Regions from separate parts of the Mus musculus genome. Here region 2 is linked to region 1. The links are chromatin loops, found by intact Hi-C in ENCODE. Cell type or tissue: gastrocnemius. All regions are shown on one strand. Each heading gives the region's core, and the rest is flanking DNA. Links, peaks and the distances in the headings are about the cores only.

Region 1 (15,770 bases), core at 7,255-12,254:
GGGGGTACCTCTGAGTGTGCTGAGACCAACCCCTGATTCTGTTGAGGTAAAGTTTGGTTCTCATGTTTTGGCTCTTGCTCTCCAGCTTGGCAGCTGCCATCTGCATCTGGCATAGACGGGAGCATGGCATTCATTGGCACCACAGGGCCAGGGCTTGCAGCAGCAAGCCCAACAGCCTAACCCAGCCCTGGAAGAAAAGGGTTAACAGGCTGGGGAGGTGGGAGCAGCCGTCATTTGGCTAAGGAGCCTTGTTAATTGATTCCCTCATTCCCATTTGTTCCTGCTAAAGAGAGACAGATGAGAGGGAGCCCGCCAGGCCCCGCTTGGCACCCGGCAGCTTGGCTGGGCACAGCTGTGCTCCTGGCTCTGGTGTCTGTGGGGGAGGGGCGGTGGCAGTAGAGGTGAGGAGGTGGGGCAGTCCCCTGGCAGGCCAGTGCCCTCTGCTCACCCTCAGCCAGGCAGAGATGTCACGAGAACACTTCTGAGAGGCAGGTCCTTTAGTCAGCCTCGCGGCACCTCTTTGATCTCTTGGCCCTGCCTGTCACCACTGGGGCTGGGAGCTCAGTGAGACACCAGAGGCAGCTACCTCACCATCCAGCTCCTGATGGGACCCTGCCAGCCTGAGGCCCAGACAGAGATTCAGTCTAGAAAAGGGTCAGCCCTGGTCTGGCCCGCAGAGTCTTGTGCCTCTCTTTGGCAGGCTGGAATCCACAGCATAAAGCTATTGTCTCTGCCAGGGCCACAGGCTCTCTGCTCAATCCTGATACTCCCTTGCCTCTAGTTCTCCATTTTTGTTGTTGCCGTTGTTTGTCTCCCATGTGATGTATGTATGTATGTGTGAGTGGGTGCACAGCTATGTGAGTGTGGGAACCAGTGGTGGATGTCCAATGTCGCTCAGTTACTCTCTATTGCTCTTCTGTAACAAGGCCACTCACTGAGCAGGTACTTACAGACTGCCTAGACTGACTGGCCAGCTTGCCCTAGAATCTCCTCTCTCTGTCCTCCAGCCCTGGGGTTCCAGTGCATGCCAGCAAGCCCAGCTTTAACACAGGTCCCCATCCTTGCACAGCAAGGACTTTTCTCACAAGCAATTCTCTGCCCCTCCAACCCAACTCCGTCTGCACCTTTCTCCCGCCTCATCTTCATTTCAGCCAAGCTCACTGGTGTTTGAGATTGTATCAAACAGGGCCGCATCACTGTCCCATGAGAGAATGGAGTTTGAATATCACCAATCAAATATGAGACTCAAAGAGTTCAAAGCCTGGTTCTGTCACTTGTTGGCTGCGCACATTGGACAAGACATTGTCACTTCCTTGAGTCTTACTGGCTCGATCACAGCTCTCGCTCGCATCCCACACCTCTATGGAGTGGGCACACTTGGTTTCCTTAAGAAAGAGTTCCCTGCCTCTGGGATCCACCAGAGCCTGTGGGTGGGGTTTGCCATGTAAGATGGCAGTGATGGTGAGATCTATCTATGCGGCTGCAAGTGGCTCCAACTGTTGCTGGACATGTTTTTTTTGTTGTTGCTGTTGTTGTTTTGTTTTTGAAGAGACAGGCTGACCTCAAACTCAGAGATCTGCCTGCCTCTGCCTCCTGAATACTGGGATTAGCGGCGTGTGCCATCACCACTCCAGACTCTGTGCTGAGTGGGCCTCCCTCACATCATGACAACCCTGTAGTTTTCTCTGCTCTCCTTGGCTCTAGGCTGGCCCTGTGACTTACTCTGGCCTGTGACAGAATGTGGTAGGGCCAGTTCCGAGCCCAAGTCTCAAGAGGTCTTGCATACTCTCAGTTGTCCTCTTGGCATCCTGCCCAGCTGTGGTGTGAACAAGCTGGAGCTGTCCTGCTGGAGGAAGAGAGACACATGGCCAGATCCCGCCCATCACTCTGATGACAGCCGGCCAAGGCCCAGAAGCAGAGCCACTTAACTGAGGAGCAGCTGATTGCCGATGCATGAGTGAGCCCAGCCAACAGCAGGATATTCTAGCTGCACTAGCGAGCCATAGAATCACAAGCTTAACCAGTAAGTGGTGGTGATTTTAAGCCATGAATGTTGGGGTGACTTATTATCCAGCGAGAGCTAACTGATACACTGTCCCCCATGGTTGCTGTGTGAGGTAATGGAAGAAAACTAGCTGATGAGAGTAAATTGCCCGGCAGAGAGCCTACTATTGAGCAGAAGGTCAGAAAGTAGGGCCTCCATCACTTGCTCAGGGCACGGAGTCCTGGACCATGGATGAAAGCCTCCTGCATCCCAGAGTGCTCTCTCATCAGAGCTCAAAAGTTCAGTACACTTTCCCTGCCCTTGCCCCATCCGCATCCCATCTCTGTAAGGGCAATAATAAAAAAAGAGGGATGACATTATTGTTTGTATCTTACGAGCTAGCCTGGGGCCAGTCTTTTATATGGCCTCTGTCTCTGTATTCCCACTCAGGTCGGTGACAGAGGCACCGTCACTTAGGTCTTACTTCCATCAGGACATTTAACATTTTGGTACTGTCTATTTATTCTTTGGAGACAGGTGTCATTATGCAGATCAGGCTGCCTTTGAACTCATGAACCTATATCCCAGCCCCCCAAGTGTTGAAATGAAGGATGTGTACTGCTGTGCTTGGGTCACACTCACTAATTTCTTAAATTTTTAAAATACTCCTGAACACTGTAGCTTCAGATACACCAGAAGAGGGCAGCGGGATCCCATTACAGATGGTTGTGAGCCACCATGTGGTTGCTGGGAATTGAACTCAGGGCCTCTAGAAGAACAGCCAGTGCTCTTAACTGCTGAGCCATTTTTCCAGCCCCACACTCACCATTTTCAAGGCAAGCAAACACAGGCTTGGAGATAAGAGATCTAAGGTGTCCAGCCTTACACAGCTGGTGAGCATGAAGACTCACCAGCTTGCCTGGGTGCATTGAGTACGGTGGCACCGGCCTTTAAGTCTAGTAGTGGAAGGCAGGCAGATCTTCCTGAGTTCAGGGCCAGCCTGGGTTACGCAGTGAGACCCTATCAGGAAAAGAAAAGATAGACTGGCCAGCTCCACAGGAAGTGTTGACTACCCTCTACTCAGGCTGCTTTCCCAAGGCAGCTCCACTCTGTCTCTTCACCCTTGCCTTGGTAACCCTAAGCTCCAGGGTTATTCTTAGTCCTTATTAGTAATGCCTGGTTACCCGAACCTGGCGGATACTCGTGTGTCTTCTTGGCACACACAGAAGCATTCTGAGGTTGACTTCTTCCCTTCACCAAGGACGATGTTGTCATTCCTCTGTCTTCAGGCTTGCCCTTCCACAACTCTCCCAACTTCTTTGTAGATTTTCCTTGTCTTCCAGACTCCTTCACACCTCTGGTCAGGGACTCAGCTGACGCCCCTGTAAAGGGCACTGTCTGCTCAGCACCCTCCCCTTCTTTTGGGAATGGCAGACAATCTATGCATCCAGAGTGGGCTGCCATGTTCCTTTTGGACCCTGCCCATAGTCAATTAAGCACAGGCTGGTGTGTGGTTCGAGCCTAGTCAGTTAACATTCTCTCATGTTATGGATGAGAATGTAGGGGACTATTTGTTACATTGAAGTCAAAAGGGTGCTGCTATAATTTCTTTCCCCAAATTTTCTTTTTTTTTCTTTTTTTCTTTTTTTTGGTTTAAAATGACTTTCACTGCTTTTGTGGATATGGTGGTTTGAATATGCTTGGCCCAGGGAATGGTGCTGTTAGGAAGTGTGGCTTTGTTAGAGGAAGTGTGTCACTGTGGGGGTGGGCAATGAGACTTTCCTTCTAACCAAGTGGGAACCAGTCTCCTAGAGGCTTTTAGAACTCTCAACCCCTCCTGCATCACGTCTGCCTAAATGATAATGGACTGAGCCTCTGAACCTGTAAGCCCGATCCAATTAAATGTTGTCCTTCTAAGAGTTGCCTTGGTCATGTTGTCTGTTCACAGCAGTGAAGCCTAGCTAAGACAGTAAGTACATAGTTTTTAGAATAGTAAAATTTAAAAACAAATGTGTGTGAATGTGCATGTGTGTGGGCATTCGTGCTTCTTTTCTTTCCTCTTCACAAACTATTCATTGTCATATCACCTCTTGTGTGTGTGTGTGAGTGTGTGTGTGTGTGTGTGTGTGTGTGTGTGTGTGTTTATTTGGGGTTTTTAAGCCAGGGTTTTACTACATAGCCAAGACTAGACTCAAACTTCTCATCTTCCCACCTCATTCTCCCAAGTTTAGGATTACAGTAAGTCTGTCATGTTCACTTTTAATAATTTTAGACCCAAGGTGCTCAAGACAGCCCCACTGAAGAGGAAAAAAAATTACATTTGATTCTAATTTAAAAAAGACTAAAGGACTCAGGATCTGGGCAAGCAAGTGTGCCAGTAGACACTTCTCTCTGGTCATGTCTGTGCGTCAATCCTCCATGCCTGTAAATGCCCTGGTGTGTCTCTGTCATTTACAAACCAGAGTTGTGACCAAGTTCTCCTGTCACGCAGCCTTGCCAGGTACATCTTCTAAAGGAGTCAGGCTAAGAGAGGTTAAAGATAACTTAAGCCCCACCCTGTCCGTGGTGTGTGTGTGTGTGTGTGTGTGTGTGACAGGCTAACCTCTGCTCACGATATTGCTGAGGGTGCCCTTGAACTCCTGATCCTCTACTTCCACTTTCTAAGTGCTGGGATTCGAGAAGTTCCCCTCTGTGCCTGACTCATGCAGGGCTGAGGATGGGGACTGAGCAGAGCTCTGGCTTTGCACATGTTAGGCAAGCACTCTGCCCCCGAGCTGCATTCCCTTCCCATATAGACAATAGGCTTAATTTCTCACTATGAGGCCCAGGCTGATCCTCGTTCCAGATCCTCTTGCCTTGGCTTTCTGGGTGCTGAGAGTACAGGTGTGCTCTCACTACCACCTTAGGTCTCATCTTTACAGATGGGTCATAGATTACCTGGGTTTTCGGGTCTTAGAAATAGGCAACCCCAATACCTTACCTCATACGAAACCCAGAGACTCAAGGTCACTCACTTTTCCCTTGTCCCCACATCTAGACCATGCGTGAGCCCAAGTGATTCTAGCTCCATGAATGATCTTTGAATCTGATTCCTTCCCTCTGTCTCGTTCACTTGCCCCCAGACTCACACCACATTCATCCTTGCTCTGCCCCTGGCCTCTACTCAACAGCCTCCAGCCTGTCTCTGGGTGCAGTCTCCGGTGCAAACAGCGTGCAATGGAGGTCAGACCACATTGCCTCTGTTCTTAGCTTCTTGTCATACTGTGAATGAAGCAGTGGGGCCATGTGGTGCTGGGCAGCCCCCCACCATGGTGCTCTCCCCTGCAGAGGTGCTTCGCCTCCCCACTTCCTCCCTCCTCAGCACAGTTATCTTTTACCTGGGAACCTGACTCCAAGAGTCTCCAGCTCTTCAGTGAGTTTGAAGTTGAGATGCTGCGGTCTCAGCATCTTTCCTAACTTCAGCCTCTGTCCAGATGTTCTAACTCCTGGTCTCTCTATTGTCCCAGTGTCACCAGATCCTGTCATCTTTGCTTAGAGTCTGCCCCTCCCATTAGAATATCAGCTCAAGGAGGGTAGGAAACAGGTCAGTCTTGCTCACTGTGTCTCTAGCACCTAACATAATACTTGTGAAAAAAGGGCTTAGGTAACAAAATAATAATAAATAATATTAATTTTTTTTGAGACAAGATTTCATGTAACCCAGGCTAATTCATTACATAGTCAGGGATGACCCGAGCTCCTGATCTTCCTGCCTCTATCTCAGCAATTCGGAATTACGATCATACACCACCATGTCTGGCATATGTGATACCAAGCTCTGCACATGCTAGGTATGCATTATATTAACTGAGCCTCATCACCAGCCTGGGGAATTTTTATTACACAAGTGAGTGGACAGTCGAATCCAACGGCAAAGACAGCATTATAGCCCCATTCTGCAGAACAGAAAGTGAGGGCTGGCAGATGGCAGGAAGGAGCGGAAGCCAGGACAGAGGCTGGCTATCCACAATAGCCATATCTGTGTAATACTTCAGTCACAAAATAAGCCCGTGCTATTTTATTTCTTCTTTCCTACCCAGCCCATTCCTCCAAGTTACAAAGGGTGGGGGAATGGAAGCTGGAGAGGACCCACAACAGGCCATGGGTGGGGTCTCTAGGGCCTTGCAGGTTTCAGAGGACCCTAAACACATCCTGCCTGGCAGGCTTCCATGTGAGCTTTCCCCTGTCTGGTCTGGATCCCTTTGCCCACGGGGCACCACCTCCCTCCACCCCTGTGCAGGCTGCCTGCCAGTGTCTGTCACATCAAGTTCAAGTGATGCATGTGGCAGCGGCTCCTGGACTGCCTGTCGGCACGTCAGCCCCGTCCTGGTTACCATAGCAACAGGATGCAAGGCACCAGGGCATCAGTGGGCTGTGGCTCTCAGAGGGGCAATGCCATGGGTGAGGGAGGGGCTCCTTTCTTGTTCCTGTGGGAAGCTTGGCAGGGGCTGCTGCCGCTGGGGGCTGAGTGGCCCCTCCCTGTCCCTGCCTTGGCATTTCCTTCCTGCCATCTGTGCTGGGAGCTGGGGGAGGGGCGGAGCGCCATCCCTGGTGGGAGGGGTTTGGGAGCAGATGGGTGGAAGAACAGCCCTCCCGCTTGCTCGGCTGTGCCCCACTATTGGTTCCAAGGACCCTTTCAGAGCTCTGGGCACATCACAGCCATCCTCTATTTGGCAAAAATGACAAGTTCAGGACCCTGTCCAGCCAGAGACTTGGTTGCTGGGCTTGAGTCAAGCCCAGGAGGAAGAGATTTTTTTCAAGAGAAGGGTCCTGAGGAGACTAGCCCGCTTTATGCTGACGCCTGGCTGGGACTCTTCAGTGAATCTTCCCAGCCTGCATGGGTTGTGTTAGCATACCTATTTCACACTGAGAGAAACTAGCTTCAGAAATGGCAGCCAAAAGAAGAGCATCAGAATTCGAACACAGGCCCATCTAGTCAGTCTTGTTCTTGCTGTTGCCTCCGAGGGTGAGGGTTTTCTTGGCTACCGCCCCTGCAGCAGGCTGTTCAGAGAGACCAGGGCTGGGGGCTGAACTGTGACAAGTGTGTGATCTGTGGAGAGACCAGTCAGGAGACCTTTGGTGCTATGCCTGCCTCAGGCTTCAGTGTCTTGTACAGAGACTTTGAGGTGGTTACAATGCAGTGCTATCCTTAATACACACGAGGTCTTCATGTCTCGTCCAATGGAAGGGAGTCTGGGCAAGGTGTCAGGACTGGTGGCCGAGAAGTTCTGAGTTGATGTGGGCTACTGATACACCTGGCTGAGTATCCAAACCGGACATCACTCCTTTGGAATTACCTCTTGTGCTGAGAACTCTCACATTCCAAACAGATGGACAGCTCTTTGGGCCTCGTGAGATAGCAGCCCCAAGTTGGTTCTGGGACCTTTGTTACCTTCCTCTGTGCCATATTAGAAGAGTAGTGAAGGTGGAGCAGGGAGGCTGGTGGCAGAGAGGAGCCCTGTGACAGATGCTCTTTGTGTGGGGACAGTGCAGCGTTAACTCCCTTAATCTAGGTGTAGGATGACTTCAGGGAAAATGCTTGGAAGAGCTGAGCATGTCCCCTCCAGTCACACCTTACTTTGAAATCAGTCTGGAAGGGTGTTGACTCAATGCTGGCTGTGGTGGCCTTACAAGCCCTGGCTTCTCTGTGATCAGAGTAGCCTACGCAGATGCAGGCACACAGCACAGAGGGGTACCTGATACACAAAGGGAAGCTCTCTGAGCCTGAGTGGGGAGCCTAGAAACAGTAACCGAGCCATTAAGGCTGCAGACACCATTGTCCCATGAGGGAGACACCAGCTAAAGGGTCCCAGGGAGGAAGTTCCCACGGATCCCATCAGCAGCATTCCCTGGGGGCAACTTCTGGGTCCTCATTCGTCCCACGAACTGGCCTCTGGTGTCTCTGCCTCAGGTGTTTCTGCAAGAGCCCACCGAGCTGCAGAGGGAAAGGCTTGTTAAGACTGAATGAGAAATTGGAGTTTCGATGCCAGATCAGATTGGAAATATTAACTGATAAAAAAAAAATGAACCCGATAGTGACTGAGAGTGTTCAGAAAAATTATGTGATCTGCCTGTGATAAGGTCCAGGAGAGGGAACCACAGAGCAAGCTGTGACAAGGAATCCCTGCCAAGCTGAGGGAGAATCACCAGCCCTCTGCATTTGGCCCAGTCAGGGCTAGCCATTCTAGCAAGCTAGACCTCCTCTGATGCTCTCTGGGGGAGGGGGTGAGAGGGACTAGCCCTATTGCAGGGTCCACTTCTTCCCATCTCCTTCTTGTTCCCTCTCTGACACCCCCACAGGCCTCTCTGTTGCCTCCATCCTCCAATCCAGTCCAAATTCCCTCATCCCTCTTCTCCCCCTGCCCTCCTGGAGCTTACTGGGGCTTCTTGGGACTGGGTTTACTATTTGAATGGAAACAGACTGTGCCCAGAAGTCTCTCACGGACTGACAGATGTATCCTCTGGCAGAAAGGGGAGCTGGGGCTGGGAAACAAGGCCACCCAGCAACCCCTAAGAGCATCGCTCAGCAGAGTCAGGCTGGCAGCATCTAAGTGTTAAGCATTTTAGTCTTTTTTTGGGGAGAGGCAGTTGGGCTAAGCATAGTCAGGACCTACCTGCCACCCCTCCCTGACCTACAGAAGCATATTGGGGGGGGGGTCAGAGGACACGGAAAGCTAGGAAGATCCCCATCTCACCAGGTATCATTGGATGCCTGGCTTAATTCAGATCAAGCTGAGGTTGGCACCTGGCAGTTACTCAGCCCTCAAACCAACCCCGAGCTGGGGACTGCGAGGGGCGGCTGTTAGAGTGGCATGTGCCAAAGCTGTCTGCAGTATCTACTCCAGTAGACTCCAGCCAGGCAGGGCTGAAACAGTTCAGGTTCTGGGGTTAGACCCAAGTTCAAGTTTTATATCTGGTGATCGCTGTGCATCCCCGAGCAAGCCGTGATACCTCTCTGAGCCTCGTTCTGCCCTGTTTATAAAGAGAAAGGACTGAGCATGCGCTTTAGGTGCTCAAGGCATCCAGCCCAGTGTCTGCCCCCACCCCAGGCTGTTTCCAGACCCCACAGAGAGCTCTGGAGTCTCTGTTTGCTTCTTGGAACCATGTGGTGGTTCCTCATCCATGCCTCTACTACCCAGCCTGCAAGGAGCTCCAGGGTCACCCCATCTATTTTTAAACTTCATTCCTTCCCTCCATCTTTCCACTTCCACCCTTTCCCCTCCCTCCCCCCTTTTCAGAAATGACATAATTAGAGGGGTTTAATGTTCGGCTGCTGAAATCTTCATTTTCTTGGTAATTTCCACTATTTCATCAAAGAATAATTAATTGCATTGTCTTTAATCAATTGTTTTACAAATCCAGCAGCAGGAGGAATTCTCCCACCCTCTCTGCAGCTGCTCTCCCCTCCTGGGTGAGCCACCAGCTCATGCCAACCCAAGGGCTTGGCTGCCAGAGCCAGGCTGGGCTGAGGAGTTCAGGGTGGGAGCCCTATGTTTCCCAACCCCCTAGAGGGAGGCGCTCATGGGCAGATGGGAGTCTGTCTACCTGGTGGTGTTCAGGGAATACCACCTGCTCTTGGTCCTGGTGCTCCCTCAAGCTCTGCCCTCAACCTAGACAGCTGGTCAGGCTTGGTCCCACTCAGGAGATGCAGATACGGACCCAGAGGTGGAGGAGACCTTGGAGTCTCTGGGTCTAGGACTCAGAGAGGGTGGGAAAGACCTGTGTTAACATCTTTATGATGGGGGTAATGTGACCAGGGAGGAGAAAGGGGGTGTGGCTTCTCAGGCAAAAAAGCAAGAGTGACAGGAAAACCAGCAAATGGCAGCGCTGGGATGTCAGAGCATGTCTCTCAGTAACCCTAGGAGACAATTCCCACCTCACCCCCCGCCCCCAGCTACTGAGGGGTAGAACTAGGTCTTTGCCTCACACAGTTGTCTATCCATGGTCAGTGCTGCTTCCCAGTGGCCACCCTGGGACAAATGATGAGCCCCATCTCATCCCAACTGTCATCCAACCCTGGCTAAGCATGGTGGCACATACCTGTAATCTCAACACTCAGGAGGCTGAGGTAGAAGAATATGAATTCCAGGCTAGCCTGGTGTACTGGCTAGTTTTGTGTCAACTTGACACAGCTGGAGTTATCACAGAGAAAGGAACTTCAGTTGAGGAAATGCCTTCATGAGATCCAACTGTAAGGCATTTTCTCAATTAGTGATCAAGGGGGAAAGGTCCCTTGTGGGTGGGACCATCTCTGGGCTGGTGGTCTTGGGTTCTATAAGAGAGCAGGCTGAGCAAGCCAGGTGAGGCAAGCCAGTAATGAACATCCCTCCATGGCCTCTGCATCAGCTCCTGCTTCCTGACCTGCTTGAGTTCCAGTCCTGACATCCTTTGGTGATGAACAGCAGTATGGAAATGTAAGCCGAATAAACCCTTTCCTCCCCAACTTGCTTCTTGATCATGATGTTTGTGCAGGAATAGAAACCCTGACTAAGACACCTAGGCTATGTATCAAGACCCTGTCTCAGAAAACCAAAATCAGGGGCCAGTGAGATGGCTCAGTGGGCAAAGGTACTTGCCACACAAGCCTGATGACCTGGATTTAATCCCCAGAGCCTGCGTAGAGATGGAAAGAGAATCAGGTCTATGGCATCGTTCTCTAACCTCCACACATGCACTATGACACACTCATGCAAAAAAAAAAAAATCAAAATAAGAAAACAAACAAACAGGAGTCTAATCCTGTTGAGACCAGCCGTTCCCACATGGTGGCTTCTTGTTACCGGGTGACTGTTCCCACTTACTGGACTCCTAGCCTGCTACCTGTCTCAAGATCTTTACTCCTTTTAACCCTCTGTAGGGGGTCTCTTCATGGACCCTTTGCTTCAGTGTCACCTTCTTAGAGGACTCACTCTACCACCATAATTAGAAATAAATGTCACCCTCTGCCTCTCCTTCACACCATTTTCCTCCATAGATCTTATCCATGGATCTGCCCACTGTAGGCTTTAGTGCTTTCTACCAAATATACCCTGAGCTGCTACCGCCCTTCCCTGCCCTTGGAGGGAGGTGGTGTGTGAGACCATGAGACCTGCATGGGAGTAGGGAGGTGTGACCAAGGGCCAAGGGCCACTTGTCATTTCTAGAGCTGCTACTGGGAGATGGTACTATGCAATGTTGCCCCATGTGCCTCATTGTGGAAGCTGGACATGGAGTCTCTTCAAGCCTGGGTCCCCAAGAGAAGGCACCATGCAGCAGAGTCCCCCTCAGGAATCCTCCTGAAGAAACGTAGTATGAAAGAATTCTCTGAGGTTTCACACACTCCCTCATCCATCACTTACTGGATCTTTCTCCCTAGAGCAGGGCTTCTGGAGAGTGGGACCTGTATACCTACTGTCCTGTCCCCATGACTGTCACTTACTGGTGATCACAGAGTGTCAAATGAATGGAGACCATGTGCCCTAGTGTAGGACTCTGGGGGATTCTGTGCACAGTGGTATAACAGACACTTAGGGAGTTCTTTCCTAAGCTGTGTGTGGTGATGCCTGCCTGTGATCCCAGTATTTGGAAAGTGGAGGATTAGAGATTCAAGGCCATCCTTGGCTATATAGTGAGCATGAGGTCCGCCTGGGCTGCATGAGACCCCGTCACAGAAAATGACCACAGGTTCCTGTCCTAAAAAGCAAACTCACTCAAGCCACAGATGCCGGATAGGTATGGGGCAGGGTGACACTTGGCCGACTGCCTTCGTCTTGTAGCTGTCTTCATTACTGCAGGCTTCCTGCTGACCTCTGCACATAAGTGTGTGGATCACTCAAGCAGCCTCTGTTGAGTTAAGAGCTGGATGGGTGAGAGGAGACACAAAGGCAAGAACAACCGAGGTGTGGGACGGTAGTCTTTACAGTGTCCTGTTTGAGGCCCCTAAAAGGGCCCCCGAGGTTCTCCAGTCATCATCCTGAAGCTGCAGCCACCTGGGAGTCAGGAAGGTGGGAACCATGTGAACAGACTGCCCTATAAAATGAGCAATTGCCCTGAGGTGGGAGCTGAGACTGCACAATACACAGGAGTAGTTGCCTCCTAGAGATTGAACTGTCCCCTCAAGTGAGTGTCCTTGCAGAGCCAGGGTGTGCTAATGACCAGGCAGACTGTAGCCTACTTTGAGGTACCTCTGCGTCATCCATCCCAACTCACCTTCCAGTTCAGCCTAGAGCTCATGTCAGACATGGAAGGCAGCTGGGGTGTTCACTCCATCCTCCTGGTGTGGTTGTTAAAGCCCTGCCCTCTGCCTTCTTACCCTGTTGTCTCTGTTCTCATTTGATCTCCATGGAGAGCGGCCACCAAACCTCTGGCTGTGGATACAGGACATCTGTCTTTTTCACAGATTCTAGAATGGACCCGGAGGATCCTGACAGCTGCTCCTATCCCTGCTGCTGGCTCCTAGTGGAGCTGGGACTGGAATCCATGTCTCTGAGCCCTGCCCCGTCTATTTGCTCCCAGGACGCATCTCCTGTGGTACTCTCCTCCACTGTATCCTCAGGCTGCATCTTACTTGCAGAGAATCAGGGAAAGAAAAGGGTCCACAGCTTCAGGTCTGCCCCCTCTCCCTCCTGGAACTATCCCTCCCTGCCTGGAGATGTCTGTCTGGAGGACTGTCCTGTAATGCAGACATGGGGCACAGCTAAAGTCATCAGCCTTCGTGCTTTAGTCTCCCTGACTTTCCTGATAGAGTACAGCTGAGGGTCAGGGGCATTACAAACCTGGTGCTCAAATCTTCCCTGCCCTTTCAGTTCAGAGTCCATACTCGTTTGCACAAACCTTCTTTGAACCGCCCTCCTCGGATACATGTGTACCACCAGCAAGCATTACAGACAGGGGAGAATAATAAAACCATGCAAAAACCCCAGCGACACAGACTTCAGAGCCACTTGGTGTTTATATGTTAGGCAAGGCCAAAACTCCCCTGCCACTCCTCACCCGGAAGGCGGTGAGAATCAGCCTAGCTGGACATTAAAATTAATCACTCAGTCTCTGTAGGCCTGAAGCCCCTCTGTCACCCTGTGATCTCTAAGAAAAGCCCTTCTTGTGAATCAACACACATCCATGGCCAAGCAAGGCTGGGTCGTGTCCATCTGTGGTTTCTTTCTTTTTTTTTTTTTTTAGAATTAATTTTTTATTAGGTATTTTCCTCATTTACATTTCCAATGCTATCCAAAAAGTCCCCAATACACTCCCACCCCCACTCCCCTACCCACCCACTCCTACTTTTTGGCCCTGGCGTTCCCCTGTACTGGGGCATATAAAGTTTGCAAGTCCAATGGGCCTCTCTTTCCAGTGATGGCCGACTAGGCCATCTTTTGATACATATGCAGCTAGAGTCAAGAGCTCTGAGGTACTGGTTAGTTCATAATGTTGTTCCACCTATAGGGTTGCAGATCCCTTTAGCTCCTTGGGTACTTTCTCTAGCTCCTCCTTTGGGGGCCCTGTGATCCATCCAATAGCTGACTGTGAGCATTCATTTCTGTGTTTGCTAGGCCCCGGCATTGTCTCACAAGAGACAGCTATATCTGGGTCCTTTCAGCAAAATCTTGCTAGTGTATGCAATGGTGTCAGCGTTTGGAAGCTGATTATGGGATGGATCCCTGGATATGGCAGTCTTTAGATGGTCCATCCTTTCGTCACAGCTCCAAACTTTATCACTGTAACTCTTTCCATGGGTGTTTTGTTCCCAATTCTAAGAAGGGGCACAGTGTCCACTCTTTGGTCTTTGTTCTTCTTGAGTTTCATGCATTTAACAAATTGTATCTTATATCTTGGGTATCCTAAGTTTTGGGGCTAATATCCACTTATCAGTGAGTACATATTGTGTGAGTTCCTTTGTGATTGTGTTACCTCACTCAGGATGATGCCCTCCAGGTCCATCCATTTGCCTAGGAATTTCATAAATTCATTCCTTTTAATAGCTGAGTAGTACTCCATTGTGTAAATGTACCACATTTTCTGTATCCATTCCTCTGTTGAGGGGCACCTGGGTTCTTTCCAGCTCCTGGCTATTATAAATAAGGCTGCTATGACCATAGTGGAGCATGTGTCCTTCTTACCGGTTGGAACATCTTCTGGATATATGCCCAGGAGACGTATTGCTGGATCCTCTGGTAGTATTATGTCCAATTTTCTGAGGAACTGCCAAACTGATTTCCAGAGTGGTTGTACAAGCTTGCAATCCCACCAACAATGGAGGAGTGTTCCTCTTTGGTTTCTAAGAGCCGTGGAGTCTATGATAACCACGGGAAGGGGCTGCATTTGCCACTTAAAGAGGCAACTTAAGGGAAGAAGGTTTATTTTAGTGTATGGTTTAGAGAGATTAATTCCGTGGCGGCAGGGCTTGGCAGTGGGAGTGGCCAGCATTTGAGGCAGTAGAAGTGTCAAGTAGCTGGTTATGTCACAACATGGCATGTGGCTTCCTTCAGAGAAATAACAAGCAACCCACAAGTCCACTGCCCTTTTGTGATGTCTTCTCAGAAGCCACACCCTACCCTTCTCATTCTTTTCTTTTTTTTTTTTTTTTTGAGACAGGGTTTCTCTGTATAGCCCTGGCTGTCCTGGAACTCACTTTGTAGACCAGGCTGGCCTCAAACTCATAAATCCGCCTGCCTCTGCCTCCCGAGGGCTGGGATTAAAGGCGTGGGCCACCACACCCGGCTCCTTCTCATTCTTTACACTCTCTATATCTCTAATCTAGGACTAGACAGAGGCATGACTTCCAGAAGGTGACAAGCACCAAGGGCCTCCTAGAAGAACAGGGACCACCTCTTCGACTCTCTTGTCTTTAGATGAGAAAGGTGAGACTCAGGGACGGGCAGTGATTTTCTCTGGGCTGCACAGCAAGTTTGAGCCAGAGCGGCACAGTGAAGCCAGCACAGGCATAATTAAGGCACGGGTAGTCCTCTCAAGCTGATGGGGGGAAGTGCACTACCTTCCCACCCAGCAGAACAGCACACCAGGCCTCAGCTGCCAACTGTGGGCAGGGCCTCCTGACCTCTCCTTACCCAACGTATCACTCACTCACCCACACAGGACCGTGGAAGGAACCTGTTTGTTTGTTTCTACACCCCCCTCCATTCATCCTCTCAGTCAATAAGATTTTAGCAAAACCTTCCTATGTGTCTGACATCTCCGCTAATCATTCGGACATACCTGGACCTCCGTGTCCCTTGACTTCTTGCCTGAGATGTGGCCTCTCCTAACCAGAGCAATATGGAAGAAAAGATGCAGATGGAGACCCATGAGTGTGAGACATGTCCTGGAGATTGACAGAGACACTTTGCTTATCAAGTTGAGAGGGAGATTCTCTGACACAGTGGAACTTAGGTCAAGGACTAGGGGTCAAACGGTATTGAGAGTGATGAGCTAGGTGAGGTACTCCAAGCAGAAGGGCCAGCCTGTGGGATCAGAGTTATGGGAAGGAAGCAGAGAAACCCTCCTGGCTGAGCTGTATCCTGAGCTGAATGCATGCGACCCCACGGGGTGGAGAGAGTATGGTGGTGAGGATTCAAGGAACCAGATGGCCTAGTGGGCCAGCTCACCCAACAACTCGTACATAACAGACAGGTTCTTCTGGCTTTGGAAGAGCAATGAGCTGGAACGTGCAAGCAGGTTGCCTGGCTACCTGAGCAGCTTCAGCAGGACCCTTGGCCCAAAAGGTGGTCAGGCAGAGACTGAGATGGACATGGACAGGCTGTAGGCTGCTGTT
Region 2 (15,770 bases), core at 7,139-12,138, 74 kb before region 1:
AGTTAGGTTGTTAATGACTTTCGTGGCAGGTATGGCCATGGTCCTAAGCATAACTCCTTGTCCCAATGTGGTACATTTGCGTTGAATTGCGTGGTCCCTTTTAAATCGATCGCTGGGACTCTGTAACAGGTTCCCCTATCACAAGGGGGCGCTGTGCATCTTCCTAAACCATTACCTTCAGCTGGTGTCCCATGGGTGGGCCAAGTATGCTTCCATCTGGCACCAAGACCCCCTAGTCCAGGCCCAGATGCTTCTACTGCTAGGTTCTTGAGAAGTTCCAGGTTTCTTTTCAGATTTTTCCTTTTCTGGAAGAACACAAATGATGAAGTTGACATCCTACCTAGTAAGAAAGTCCCATAGAAGGGGTCCAGAGAGACTCAACTGTCAAGTGGCCTCCTCTGACACATGGAGAAAATGAAGATCAGATGGAAAATAACCTGTGCAGATCCAAGCCCAGGATCAAGCAGATTGCTCCAGATAGACGCAGTTCTCAGGTTCAAGTTCAAGTTCAAGACCCCGCAGGTCTTGAAGGGCCACCCATTTGACCATGGGTATCAGTAGCACATGGGTTTTGGGTCCTGGCTCCTTATCCAATGTGTGATTCTGAGTTGCTTCCATCCTCATCTGGGCTTTTTCCCCCCATGAGGCTGTGTGTGCTCGACAGCTGACTTAGTGCTGCTGGGTATCAAGCAGAGTCCATCGAGGAGAAGTGGTAAACTTGAGGTCAATGGTAAGGTGAGTGTGCTCCACTCCGGTCACTGCCCCACCCCCACCCAGCCTGTAGGTGCCAACACTTTACTGTTACATCTTGCAGTTCTTCCTGGACAGGTTTTCCATTTTCCAAAGTGACCTGTCTACCATACCCACGTGAGGCAGGCCTCATGCCAGAGACTGTCCATCCCAAGGAGGAGCCCACTTCAAGGTGAGAAAACTGTAGCTTGCTAGAGTTGTGACACAACAGCTCTGAGCCTTCCCTGACTGAGTGAGAGGCACTGGGCTGGACACTCACAGCGGTGAACTGGGGGTGACTAGGCCAGCCTCCAGAGTATCTCCCCAAAGAGTACAGAGACTTGCTTGGGATCTGCCAGCCTGATTTAGACAGCAATTTGCATACAATTTACCCAGAAAGCTGCACTGTGAAAAATATAATTACTTTTTTAATATTCTCACTCTGATGTGAATGCTTACCGCCCGTAATGAATTACTTGCTTAATGAAGATAAACCTGAATTGGAGATGCACTTCGGAGGGCTGCTGGGGCAGCCAGTTTGATGCCATCATTTGCAGCTGTTAATCTCTGAAATTGATGCCCTTGTTGGTGGATCATAAATTGAGGGGAAAATCTGAGCGCCAGCTCTTCCAGCTACTTTGCTGTGCAGCAGGGGCTAAGCTACCGAGTCTCTCTGAGCTTCAGTTTCTTCATCTATGGTAAGGTTATCAGTATTGGAGCAAGTTGCATCCTTAGAAATGTGGGGATGAAGCTATGACAATACCATGACCAAAAGCAACTTGGGGAGGAAAGGGTTTATTTCAGATTAGAGTTCTCAGGTCATACTGCATCGCTGAGAGAAGTCAGGTAGGGCGCTCAAGGCAGGAACCTGGAGGCAAGAAGTGATGCAGAGGCCATGGAGTGGTGCTGCTTGGTCCCTGTGGTTTGCTCAGCCTGCTTTCTTAGAGGACCACCAGGTCAGGGGTGACACTGCCCAGGGAGAGCTGGGTCCTCCCACATCAATCATCCATCAAAAAAATCCAGTACAGGCCAATCTGGTGGTGGCATTTTCTCAGTAGATGGTCCCTCTTCCCAAATGACTCCAGTTTGTGTCAAGGTGATGTAAAACTCACCACCACAGATGTTTAGGAAGTGAGATTTAGTTGAAGGGATTGGATTCTTCAAAGGTACACCCTTGGGATTGTGTTTGCCCCCAGTCTCTTCCTCTCTGGCTCTGTTTGCTGGATGCTGTTAGATAAGAAGTCTTCTTTGCTACACACTGCCTGACCAAAGGCCCATAGCCTACAACTGGTGGACCATCGGAGCCCTCTGGAACTCTAAGCCCAAACCTGCCTCTCTCCTCTTGTTTTCCTTTTTTGTTTTTGTCACAATAAGGAACAACTGACTGACACAGTAACAATGTGCTATCAGCTTTTTATGAATCGGTAGAGACTTGATTTGATAACTGTTTTATTAAATAGCATCACACTTTTTTTTTTCATGAGTGATTTTGACTGGTAGCCTTCTTTCTTAGTGATGTCATCAGCGTTTTCACGGGAAGTATGCTCAACTTTCCTGCTGAGAAGTGGTGGCTAATTGTCTTCCCTTACTGGTTTGCTTGGCCAACAGCAAGCAAAGCTAGTTACAAGAAACTTTGTAGCTTCTTCCAGGCCTCTAGGGATTTAGACTCAACTGTGATGGAGATCTAACTACCCAGAGATCACCATGGTGCTCAGAGGAGGCCTACGGAGAAGGGAGAGGATACAGAGTCAGAACCTTTGACTGTCACATACCCCACAATTTGAGGCACACCAGCTGAGGCTGTAGAACTCCGATGGGCCTTCTCCACTGTCCAAATCCCTGACCCCAGCCTAGTGACAGACAGGAAGAGAAGTCTGCTTTAACTCACAACCTTCAGGGACAGTTCACTGTGCAAATATGAGCAGCAGCAGGTTTGTGCCGGCCTCAGAAACAGAGTGGGTGAGAGTCCTTCCTCTGTAGTTCCTGCATTTGGAGAAGATGGCTACTGTTTGGTCCTTAAGCATTTGATACAATTTAGCAGTGAAAGGACCCAGGTGGTGGGTTTCACATTATAAACTTAATTTCCATTTTTGAAGGGTAGAGAACGTTTTTGAGACATATATCTCAACTTGGCCTTGAGCTCTGAGGCTGGCCTTGAACTCCTCCTGATCCTCCAGCTTCCATCTCTAGAGTGTTGGCATTACTGGCATGAACCACCATATCTGGATAATTTCTAAAATATATATAGAAACATAAATACGTTGTTCTTTTTAAAAGCAGTTATTACATGTAGGTATGTATGTGTGTATATATACGTGTGTGTATACATGTATGTGTATGTACGTGTGTGTGCATGCATGTGTATGTATGAATGTGTGTGTGTGTGCATGTACACACATATACCATGGCTATAAAAGAAGCCAAAGGACACTTTCCATAAGTTTCTTTCCATCAGATGGGTCTTGGGGATCTAACGTTGGTTCTCAGGTCTGGGGAAAAACAAAACAAAACAAACCACCTTTGCTCATTAAATCATTTCAGCAGACTCGTATTTGCTTTTCCTTATGGAGTGATCTGTTTGGATTGGTTTAGTTTTGGTTTGTTTTTCAGAATCTCACTTTGTAGTCCAGGCTGGCCTAGAACTCATGACCCTCCTACTTCAGCCTTAGCATGCTCTTTGAAATGCCAATAAATCATCTCATTTTCATTCTGAGAACCCAATGACCTGGGAATAAAACGGAAGTCCCTCTCCAGCCTACAAAGTTCACTGTAATCTGGCACTGGCTTTTCTGGTCTCACTGATGCCTTGTTCTCGGTGTTTGCTGGATTGCCTCCTTCCTGTCACTCACATCTCAGTTCCTAGATCTGGCCCCTCCTAGGAATGTCTTCTTGACCAACATTAATGCTCTCTTGTCTGTCACTCTTTCATATCATCCATTTAAAATTTTATATCATGTATCACTTTCTGACATTATCTTTGGTTTTTTTTTTGTTTTGTTTTGTTTTGTTTTGTTTTGTTTTTGTTTTTGTTTTTGTTTTTGTCAATGTGTTTATCTCTAGGTGTTCTCCACAGAGCTCTAGCACTTCAGGTCTGTGTAAGCAGGGACCTCATTGATCTTACTCACTGCTGTTGGGCTGGATCTCAGGGCACATAATCTATGTGTGGTAAGTACACATTCTCTAAGTTATTAACTTGTTGTCCTGGACCCTCTCACCCACCCCTGGCCCAATTGTACTCATTCTTTCCTCTGAATGCCCAGAAACGGGCAGCATTGGGTAAAAGAATGAGCAGTTCCCAGGTGCCATACAAGGCCAGCCCATGGGGATTCTTCCGTCAGGGTGGAACACTAGTCTGGCTTCCTCACCTATCACCAGATGCAGCAGAGGCAACTCTGAAGCTTCTTAGGAGACAGGACCAGGTGATGCAACCCATGGGAGAAAAACTATAGTTACTGGTTGTAGGTTAGAAACCCCTCAGTTCTTGTGCGTCTTTGAGTAAGTCACTCCCCTATCTGTCTCTCACAGTGTTTAGATTAGTTATACTTTAATAAAAATGAATTCTGCTTCAAGTTGTTACTATTATCATCATTATTATTAATCTTCCCCTTTCTCTTGTTTTCTTCCTCTTCCTCTCCTCTTCCTTCCTCCTCCCCTAACTCTTACTCATCAACTCATCATTTGCACTGCTGGGGATAAAACTCAGAAGCTGGGCTGGTGAGATGGCTCAGTGGGTAAGAGCACCCGACTGCTCTTCTGAAGGTCCAGAGTTCAAATCCCAGCAACCACATGGTGGCTCACAACCATCCGTAACGAGATCTGACTCCCTCTTCTGGAGTGTCTGAAGACAGCTACAGTGTACTTACATATAATCAATAAATAAAAATTTAAAAAAAAAAAAAACTCAGAAGCTTACTAACAAAGACCGTGTCTATCACCTCTCTAATTATGAATTATCCGTGGATGAATTAATTGATGAAGTCAGAGCTCTGTGATCCCATCTTCCCAAACTCCTGGCCATTGGGGACATTTATAGATCCAAACCATAATGACTGTTAAGTGGGGTTTATTCTAGGAGTGCAAAGTTTAACATTAAAAAAGACAATTGATTTAATTTACCGCATTGGCAGAATCAAGGGTAAAACCCTAAGGTCAGCTCAATAGACGGAGAAAAAGAGCATCAGGAGAGTATTGAGCTGACAAATTCAATGCCCACTCATGATCTGAGAAAACACAAATGTTCTCAGCAAACCAGGAATAGAAGTGAAGTTCCTCAGCCCAATGAAAGACATCTGTAAAAATACTTCATTCTGTTCTACCTACTGGAAGATGAGTATTCTCCTCCTCCTCCTCTTCCTCCTCCTCCTCTTCCTCCTCCTCTTCCTCCTCCTCCTCTTCCTCCTCTTCTTCCTCCTCCTCCTCCTTTTCTTCTTCTTCTTTTTCTTCTTCTTCCTCCTCCTCCTCTTCTTCCTTCTCCTCTTCCTCCTCCTCCTCTTCCTCTTCCTCCTCCTTTTCTTCTTTTTCTTCTTTTTCTTCTTCTTCCTCCTCCTCCTCCTCTTCCTCCTCCTCCTCTTCCTCCTCCTCCTCTTCCTCCTCCTCCTTTTCTTCTTCTTTTTCTTCTTTTTCTTCTTTTTCTTCTTCTTCTTCTTCTTCTTCTTCTTCTTCTTCTTCTTCTTCTTCTTCTTCTTCTTCTTCTTCTTCTTCCTCCTCCTCCTCCTCCTCCTCCTCCTCCTCCTCCTCTTCTTCCTCTTCCTCTCTTCCTCTTCTTCTTTTGGATCATGGTAAAGGTTCTTGGTCATGTCATTTCTATTCAGCATTTTACTAAACATCCTTGACAGTGTGATAAACCAAGAAAAGGAAACAAAGATGCAAAGACTGGGGAGGAAAAGTTAAACTGTTTTCATATGTAGCCAATGTAGTTATTTTTGTAGAAAACCACAGTCCTCAAAACTTATCAGAACTAAGAAGGGAGAGTCAATATAAAGCATAAAGTCTAACTTTAGGGAACTGGAGAGATGGCTCAGCTGCCAGGGGTGTTTGCTGCTCTTTTAGAGGACTGGAGTTCTTTTCTCAGCACCCACATGGCGCTCACAACCTATGCTAACTCTAGCTCTGGTATCTGGTATCTGACGCCCTCTTCTGGCCTGTCCAAGTACTTGCATGCATCTGTGACTACTCAAACATAGACACACATACACATAACACACATACAAATACATAAAAAAGAATAAATAAATAAAATCTTTCTTTAAAAAAATTAACTGTCTTTTCTATATTATCAGTAAGCAACTGGAAAAGTAAAACTTCAAAACATATTAAAATAACAGGAAAACCTTAAGTACTTTGAAACAGACGTAACCAAAACAGATAAGCTCTCTGCACAGAAATTAGAAACTCTGTTGAAATAGAGAAGACCTAAACAAAGGAACTAGAAGACTGCCTTTGGGAGGATGAAGTTTAGGGAAAGCCACAGGGATGTGGGGTTGGGAAGGGGAGATGGAGCATACAGGAGAGGAGCTGGCGTATACTGTCTCATAGGACTTACTCACATGGCCCCAGGACAGCACTCGAAAGTGTATATTACCATTCCTAGTCCATGCATAAGAAAATTGGGGCCAAGAAGCGGGAGTGGGTGGGTAGGGGAGCAGGGTGGAGGGAGGGTATAGAGAACTTTCGGGATAGCATTTGAAATGTATATAAAGAAAATATCTAATAAAAAGTAGATAAATAAATAAATAAGAAAAGAAAAGAAAATTGAGGCCCAGACTGGTCATATAGCCCAAAGGGAAGCCCAGATCAGCAGCTAGACTTGTCTCTGAGTGCCTTCCACCACTCCCCTGTCCAAGTCTCCAGCAAAGGGCACAGGATTTGGGGAAGCCACTTAAGAATTTCCCATGTGCACACGTTCACCTTTCAGGCTTACGAGGATAGAATGGGATAATCCGTGCTAAGCACCTGGCAGTGCTTAGCTGGGCAGGCCCTTGAGGAGGAACAATATGGCTGCGGCTGTGTGCACTGCACAGCTCAGTCTCACAGACAAGGAGACTAGTGCTGGAAGAATGTGGCCATGGCCTGAGAGGCAGGCTTCCTGGAGGAAGTGTGGGTGAGTCAGGGACTCAGTGGTTCCAAATGTAAGTCTGAGACATTTCAGTGTTCATAGGCTCAAAGGAGGAAAAGGACATGCAGTGGATTTTTGCATAAAGCCCGCAGTGTTTAAGAAAAGGATTACTTTTTTTTTCCTGGAGATTATGCCTTTCCTACATTGCTAGCATCGACACATCTTTTCCAGAAAATGGTTGTGAGTGGAGGACGGCTTCTGTGTTGTAAACATCCCCACGAACAAAAGGAAAATTTGGTGACTTTCTGTCCGCATCCTTGAAGTTTTTAACTAGTTCATGAAATTCAGTTCCGAGAACAGCCGGCAGCTGGAGCTGGAAGACATTCTGGGTAGGAAAGTTCTATGTGCAAAGAACAGTATGGTATGTCCTGAAACTGTCAACAAGCAGCAAGCACCCATGGGCTGGAGCTTCTAGTGGGGTCTAAACAAGAAGCCAGGAAGCCACATTCTTGGATTAGAGTGGTCCCTACCCTCACCTCCCTGCTACCCAAAGTGGTGCTACCTCTCTTTAGGGAATAAGACTGTTCCCTAAGGCTCCCTCATAAGTATGCACAGTGTGTGTATGTGTGCACGTGTTTGCAGGAATCCCTGATGAGAAAAGGTGAGGACTGGAGAGGTATTAAGAACAGATATGTTCTAGGGGCTGGAGAGATGGTTCATTGGTTAAGAGCATTGGCTGCTCTTGCAGGGAACTTGGATTTGGTTGCCAATACCCACATGGTGGCTCACATCTGTCTGTAACTCCAATTCCAGGTATATAAAAAATATGTATAATGCATACATTTATATATGTATATAAAATATTTTTAAGTACTTAAAGTCTTTAAAAAAAAAAAGACCTGTCCTGGCCTAATAATTATTGAGGAGACACACAAGATGAATGGAGGGCAGCAGATACCCACTGGGGAGAGCAGGAAGGGAAACCCAAGGCTCTCTGAGCAGAGTGTGCAGCTCCTGCATGTCTGGGCACACATGAGTGTGTGCTCACATGTGCAAATACATCTACTCTGTGCCTGTCCCTGGGAACATCTGCTGGTGGTGTTGGCCTGGCTGGGGTATGTGCTCAGTGTTGGCTAGAGAGATTCTGGCTGTTGGGAAGGTTCCCATAGGTGTGCATCCTGCGTACACATCTGTGTAGGGAACGTATGTCGAGTGTGTGCTGATGGTGTTGAATTTGTGCTGTGTATGTTTATGATTCTGTATAGGAAACCCAGGCTGTGTGTTGATGGTAGTGAGTGTGAGCTGTGTCTGTCTACATGTCTGAGTGGGTTGAGTGTGTGCTAACAGTATCAAGTGTGTGATGTGTTTGTTTATGAATCTGCACAGGAAATCCAGGTTGAGTGTGTGCTGATGGTATACGATGTGAGCTTTGTGTGTCCATGTATCTGGGCTCCATAGCTTGAGAGTGCTGATGGTGTTGAGATGGTGTTGGAAACCAGGTCAGGCCTTTCTCCTTTCCTGGTCTTCTGAGGGTCCGACTGAAGTTCCTCTTTACTTTGATGACTTCTTTTCTCTTTTTATTTATCAATATCTAACCAAGGACCAGGGACCTCCTAATGGGCAATGGTGTAGGAGATAGGAAGGCAACATCCCTATTGGTTCCCTCTTGTCCTCTCCCCCAACCCCTGAGAGACCAGTATCAGCCTTTGGTTCTCAGGGTTAGAACTATGTTTTTTAACTGAGGTGGGAAGACCTCAGGGACCAGGGACGATCCCCACAAAATCCTGTCCCCAGACTAATTCAGTTCTGTAGAGTCTAAAGCTGGTACCTCCCCTCTTCTGTATTTTGCTTAGTCTGTTATTCTGAAACTTGTCCCTGGTGTGACCTTCTCAGGAGCCCCGTGAGTACACTGGGGACTGAGGGCCAAAGCTTTCATCTCTTGTTCTGTCTTTGCCACCCACCCTGCCAGCCTCAGCTTCTTTCCTGGGGCTTCTCCAGATTTGAGCTCTGGGGAGGGGCTGGCTCACCAGCAACAAGCTTTTCCACCACACTGCCAGCCTCTTGGCCCTTACTCAAGATCCAGCCAGGGAGAGATCCTGCCCAGGAGAGATCTCAGAGGGCAGAATGAAGCTGCAGGAGGGTGTGTGTGGTATGGAGGAGCCCTGCCTCTGAGTCTGTGTGTTTGTGAGCCGTTTATCAAGTGCTCACTGATGCCCGGATAGTGCTAACAGCTTAACTCACATTGTCTCATTTAATGGGTGTGACAATGTGTGAGAGGGTGAGAGAAACAGGGTGACAAGGGAGAGTAGTCACTGGCTATAGCCGGGAGCCCCAGCAATGAATTCCCTTGCTCCATGCTAACAGTGCTGCCCTTGTGGGTCTGACCAGAGCCTCGGGATGGGGAGCAGACTCCTGAGCCCGCTCCAGTGTGGGTCCTGGCAGGAAGAAGGAATGAGCTATGGCCAGGTTCCAGGCCCACCTCCCTTCCTTGTCCAAAGCCAGGTTTTTCTTTTCTATAAGGTGCATTTAATACTGTCCAGCACTCAGGGGGTCATTAGCAGAGGCAAAGCCAGCTGAAAGTGGGAAATACCTGTTTGTTCCACCTGGTCCTCACTCTTCAAAACCCACACAGAAAGAATAAGTCTCCCATGGCTCAGAGGTCAGCTCCAGAGACACAGTGGTCCTCTCTCCTTAGCTTGCCTGTGGCCTCTTTGAGTTTTCAAGTTGCCTTTCCTCTGTGTACCTGTGAGCTTCTTTGGCAATCCACTCTTGGGATCAAGTCACCTATCAGATCAGACAGGGGCTCACTCTTAGAGCTTCATTTCAACCTAATTACAGTCTATTTAAATGTAACCACATTTTGAAGTTCTCGGGGGTTAGGGCTCCGGCATGTGAGATGTCAAGGGATGTGCCCCACCTCTGTTACTCCTTTCCTCCTTTGGGTCCTGGCTGATGTCCCACTGTCTCTCACTGCCAGCAACACTGTTGTGAAGACCTACTGTCTACAACCTGAAACGCAGCCGGAAACTCCTCCCTCCAAGAAGCCTTCCTCACTAACTTCTGCCTCCTCTGGTCTCTCACAGCCAGCAAACATAGACCTGTATGGTGGCGCATGCCACACAAACAGATGTCACTTGTCATGCCTGATATGACCTGTACAGCATCGTGTTTGCTCCCTAATTGTCATCCTTCCTCTCCGTGAAGACATGACCCTCCTTCTCCTTTTGTGGTTTTGAGGCTACATTCAATTGTAGCTCCTGCTTCTTAGCATAAGGATGGGCATGTGACTTGAGTAGAGCCAATCAGAGTTCTCCCCTGGGATTGCCAAGCAGTGAGTACTGGGTGAGATGAGGCCTTTCCTTCCTCTGGGGTGCAGAATGATGTAATCCTGGCACTTGGCATAGCTGTAGCATCTATCTGCTGGGCACAGATGAGCTTGGGCAAGCCTCTCTGTGCCCCAGTTTTCGCTGTTGTACCACGTGTGATGCTAACAGCACTACCAGGATCCTCATGAGACTTCCTGTTAATGCATAAGCTGAGGACTACCCACTTTGCCTAAAGTTTAAGATGTGTGTATGTGTGCGTTGTATAAGAAACATGGTTAAATGCTTCAAAAAGCAATGCAGTAAACTATACAGTTAAGAATCCTGGTGTTATCATGACTCCTTTGAACCCAGGTCTCATCACTTAGATGCGCTACTTCTTTTGTTTACTTGTTCAGCTCTTTGTTGAGATGCTGTCTAACTATAGAGCCTTTGCTGTCCTGACTCATTTTGTAGACCAAGCTCCCTCTAATCAGAGGAGTCCCTCTACTTCTGCCATGTGAATTCTGGGATTACAGGTATGTGACACCATGCCCAGCGTGGCAATTGTTTTAAAATCTTTTCACAGGGGGCCTGTGAGATGGATCAGCAGGTAAAGGAGGCTGCTTCTAACCCCGAGGACCAGAGATCCATCCGTGAGACGCACATGCCGCAAGAAGAGGACCAGCTCCTGGAAGTCCTCGAGACCTCCTCTCATACACTAAGTCAACTGATGAGTTAATTGAAATTTCTTCGAGATCATTTTAAAGGGTTCTATATGGAAATATAAACACTTTAATTCTTTCTTCTAAATCATATGCCATCTAATCTGTGTCTTTTTAAAATTTTCATTTAATAGCATATCCTGGGTGCTGTCCATAAAGTTCTCTGTGGCTGGCCCTTTCTTTCCTATTCCATGTATGGATGAACTCCACAGCTCCAATGCAATGGTAAGCCAGCTTTGTGTGCGTTGTTCCACATGAGTGCAGTGATCCCTGGAGATGTATATAGCTAAACCGATCAGGAAACACACACACACACACACACACACACACACACACACACCCAAAGATACTCACTATTAACTAACCAAAAAACCACGCTGCCATTTTGCATCACATCCATTTGGGTAGATGTGATTAAAAAAAAAAAAAGACAGACAGACAAACCTAACTGTCTTTGTCTGCTCTCCTTGTGCTACTATAGGCAGCTTTGGCCAAAGCAGTTCCTGCTGAGGACCTGGAGGCTGTGAAGCCCAAGGTCAAAGTGCTGACTGTTGTGGTGTCTGGCATGGGTTGTCTTCCTGGATTGCAGACATCTTTATCTCGCTCAGCATCCATGCGACAGACTCTTCGTTGTGTACCAGTGGAGAAGGGAAACACAGGTTCTTTCCTTTTCCTTTCATATTGCAACATAATTCACTTGTACAAAAATCCTCCAAGGGTGTGGCAAGGTACAGGGAGGTATTGCTGGCCTCCGTGGAGCCTGTTCACTTCATGTAAGAAAGCTGTAACATTTTACCATGTGTATGTCACAATGCTCTCCTTTTGTAGGAAATACAATATTGAAAACACGGTCAAAGCCACTGTCTCTTCTTAACCAAAAATCTGACATTGTATGTTCTTATACTTTTATTCCATATATGACTATGGCCACAAAATATATTGAAGGTTTTCTGGTTTTGCTATATTTTCCACTCAGATGTGCTCCTACATACACACACACACACAGAAGCCAGAGTTGACAATGCTAGGTGTCCTTCTCTTTTGCTCTCCACCTTACATTTTGTGACAGAGTCTGTAAATGAAACGAGACTCCTAATTGGCTAGACTGACTGGCCAGTGAACTCCCAGGAGGCTCCTGCCTGTTTCCCAGTGCTGGGATTATGAACGTGCATCATCATGCCTTGCTTTTTTTTTTAAACATGGGGATCAAACTCAGGTCTCATACTTGGGAGGCAAGCACTTTCTACTGACTGAGCCATCTCCTTCATTCCACTCAAAATGCATTCTAATACCCTTGTTTCTATTATTAACTCATGTTATTTCTATTTCAAGTATTAAGGTAACATGAGTGAGGGGGTTTCAAATAATGTTTTGCCATTTGTTTATGATTCTATTACTGTCAGAGAATATAATTTAGTCCACTTCAAACTTACTGCACCTGGTTTTATGGTCAAAATATTATCTGTTTGAGTAACAATTTTATATCCATTTAAAAGTATGTCTTCTGTTGTTGTGGGAAGTCTTTTTATAAAGATCCAGTTAGGTCAAGCAGGTTGATAGTGTTCTTCAAGTTTATTACTTACTACACTGTAGCTCCTCCTAGTTGAAACTAGAGGGAAGTTTATAAGGCTCCAAAGTATATGAAACACACAAGGCTCAGGAGCCTCCTGAAAATTACAGGATTCACAATGTCCTTTGGGGCCTCTGTGTAGAGAGATCTCTGGGAATGTGGCTTTCATGAATCAATGGCCACGTTAGGGGTAGGTTTTTTAATGATGCATCTGCTCTTGTGTCACCTACATTGCTGTAAATGACCTTAGTCAACTTATCAGTTCACTAGGCTAGACTTGGGTGAAGTTGGTTTATTTGGTTAAACATGAGGTGAGAGTTGTTTGTTTATGTCTTCCCTCCAGGAAAACAATCCAATGATGATATAACCCTGATGACTTTCTGCTTTTTTGTTCTGCCAGTCAATGGAAGATGGATATTAAAATATTTCCAACTATAATTGGAAGTGTATCCACTTATCATTGTAGGTCTAACAGTTTTTCTTTAATGTATTTTAATGCTCTACTACTAGGGATATAAATGCTTGAGATTATTATCTCTCCTTGATGAATTGATTCCTTTATCATTATGAAACAACTCTGCTTCTGATAATATTGCTTACTTGAAATCTATTTTGTCTTATATTAATGTAGCCATTTCACTTTTGGGCTGATTATTTTAAGAATGGTATGTATTGTTTGCTTGACTTTTAATCAATTTATATCATATTTATATCATTATATGTGCATACAATATAGGGCTAGATATTGCTCTTTATAAACAAATTGGCACTCTTGACTTTAACTGTGGTGTTTAGACCATTTACATCGAATGCAGTCATTAATATGAATGAGTTTCAAATCTTGTCTTCCTGTTCTTTGTTTTCTTTTTTTAAAAAGATGCGTTTATTTATTATATGTAAGTACACTGTAGCTGTTTTCAGACAAACTAGAAGAGGCCATCCAATCTCATTAGAGATGGTTGTGAGCCACCATGTGGTTGCTGAGATTTGAACTCAGGACCTCCAGAAGAGCAGTCAGTGCTCTTAATGGCTGAGCCAACTCTCCAGCCCTCTTTGTTTTCTATTTACCCTGCATGGTGGCTCCTTTTTCTCTTTTTCTACATTCTTTGGCATGAATAGTTTTATATTTTATCTCTTTTATTGGCTTAAGTGGTTTTTGAGATGATAGTATATTATTTATTTATTTATTTATTTATTTATTTATTTATTTATCCAGGAGCACCTTCAAGTATGTGCCAGGGGCTGGAGAAGGCCTGCTTGGTAAAGTCTTGCCATGAAAGCATGAAGACCTGAATTTGGGTTCGCAGCACAGCGTGGAAAAAGCTGAGTATAGCAGTACACACCTGGAATCCCAGCATTGGGGAGGTAGAGACAGTAGGATCTCTGAGGCTTGCTAGTGAGTTCCTGGCTCAGGGAGGGACCCTGTCTTAAAAATAAGGCAGATAGTAATTGAGGAATGTAATCAATATTGACCTCTGACTTACAGCCACACACATACACACACACACACACACACACACACACACACAGAGAGAGAGAGAGAGAGAGAGAGAGAGAGAGAGAGAGCAAGAGAGAGAGAGAGAGAGAGAGAGAGAGAGAGAGAGAAGCATCTAAAGGGAAATTTCTATTAACTCTTTGTCAGCCTTTATGTTGGTGGTGTATTCTATATTCTATATATCATAAAACCAAAATATGCTTGACTTTATCCAATAAGTTATCCTCATTAGCATGTGTGTGTATGTGTGTGTGTTGTCCATTAATGCATGTATTCATGTTCACATGTGTGGGCATGCATATATGTGCATGCTCATGGAGAGGTCCAGAGTGCATGTTGGGTGTCTTCCTTAGTTGTTTCCTGCCTTCCATGTTGAGGCAGACTCTCTTGCTGATCCTGGAGATGAGGGCTCTGGCTAGTCTGCTTGCTTAAGGAGTTCTTGTCTCTGCCTCTATGGGCTGGCATTATGGATGAGTGGTCCACCACCCCCGCCTGGCTTTTAAGTGGGTTTGGGGAACTGAGGTCCAGTTTTCAAGTTTGCATGGCTATTGTTTCATCCACTGAGCCATCTTCTTACCCACACAACATGTTTAATTACAGAAAAAAAAGAGTGTCTGGTACTTTCCCCTGTAGCCATCTTCTCAGAAGCCTTCACTCCTCCTGCAGACCCTGGGCTCAATTGGGGAATTATCTTTCCTAATGTCTCAAGGACTCCAACCTTCTTTGTGTCCATTTGTGATGAGTTCTTTCAGCATTTTTACATCTTCCAAAAGTCTGTATTTATTGATTGGCAGGTCTCTGCTCTGTCTTTGTTCTCCCTTTGTGCTGTAAAGATGCTCCACTGTCTTCTGCCCTGAAGCATGTCCAACAAGCAATCTGCGGTCACTCTTATTTTGTACATATATCCTCTTTTCCTCCACATCTTTTAGATTTCCTCTTTATTACTGATTTTAAACAATTGTATCGTTGTGTGCTTTAATAAAGCTGTATGCTTGATTGTGCTTGTGCCTGTTGACCACTGAAATATTGGAATGTATGGTTGTCTTTCCAAACTTGGGAAGGTTTTTTGTTGTTATACCTTCAAATATCTTTATATTTCCTCTTTTAAAAAAGAAAAAAGTAGCCATTTATTTACTTTTGTATGTGTATGGTTGTTTTGCCTGCATATATGTCTGTGCATCGCATGCCTGCAGTGCTCTCAGAGGCCAGAGGAGAGTGCCAGAGCCCCTGAGACTGGGGTTACAGTTGTGAACTGTCATGTGGATGCTGGAAATTGAACCATGGTCCTCTTGTACTGAGCAGTCAGTGCTCTTAACCATTGAACCATCTCTTCAGCTCCCCTGCCCCATCCTGTCCTGTCCTGTGTTCTGCCCCCTACCCCTATTCTTAGGAATTCTAACTACACATACATTTGCTGCTGGACTGTCCTATAGCTCATTAATAATTTTTTAAAATATTTTTTGCCCTTGTCTTTTATTTTGGACAGTTTTCATTGCTAAAACTTTTTTTTCTATCTGTCTGTCTGTTTGTCTGCCTATCTGTTTGTGTTTTGAGACAGAGTAGCCTTTACTGTCCTGGAACTTGCTCTGTGGACCAGACTGGCCTCAAACTCAGAGATCTCAAATTCAGAGATGCCTCTGCCTCTGCCTCTCTGCCTCAGCCTCTGCCTCTGCCTCTGCCTCTGCCTCTGCCTCTGCCTCTGCCTCTGCCTCTGCCTCTGCCTCTGCCTCTGCCCAGCGTGTGACAGCACTGGTCAGTTTAATAAAGAAGTTATTTTTAACTTGTTTATTATTAGTGTAGAGTGTATGTCATGTGCACACATGGAGGTTAGAGAACAACTTTGGGGACTCCGTTCTTTTCTTCCACCATTATGTGGATCCTGGGGATGGAACTC

The links. A loop is a pair of places that touch in the nucleus more often than their neighbours do. Peaks named below come from ENCODE experiments on the same cell type or tissue, not always from the same donor. Only the 100,000 strongest peaks of a DNase experiment are listed, where the experiment ranks them.
Region 2: a loop joins it to region 1, with 3 times the contacts of the local background. A loop is called at or near these places in 8 of 42 quality-filtered maps.

Annotation. Positions count from the first base shown.
Region 1 is chr4:120,233,685-120,249,454 of GRCm38, reverse strand. All of the region lies in intron 1 of Gm36134 (a long non-coding RNA gene), which reads left to right. Among named protein-coding and RNA genes, the nearest start is that of Gm36134, 21 kb to the left of the region's middle. In gastrocnemius, for the core only: no CTCF peak of the experiment used is centred there; DNase peaks (open chromatin) are centred at 8,184, 8,855, 9,517, 9,812 and 1 more place.
Region 2 is chr4:120,307,806-120,323,575 of GRCm38, reverse strand. It overlaps Gm36499 (a long non-coding RNA gene), which reads left to right and starts at 10,631. Exons shown (of 5, transcript XR_376607.3): 1 at 10,631-10,823; 2 at 10,946-11,036; 3 at 11,293-11,470; 4 at 12,725-12,843; 5 at 13,598-13,874. Gm36574 (a long non-coding RNA gene) reads left to right here. Exons shown (of 9, transcript XR_868086.1): 7 at 1-922; 8 at 3,790-3,894; 9 at 4,436-4,474. In gastrocnemius, for the core only: no CTCF peak of the experiment used is centred there; DNase peaks (open chromatin) are centred at 8,797, 9,233 and 9,759.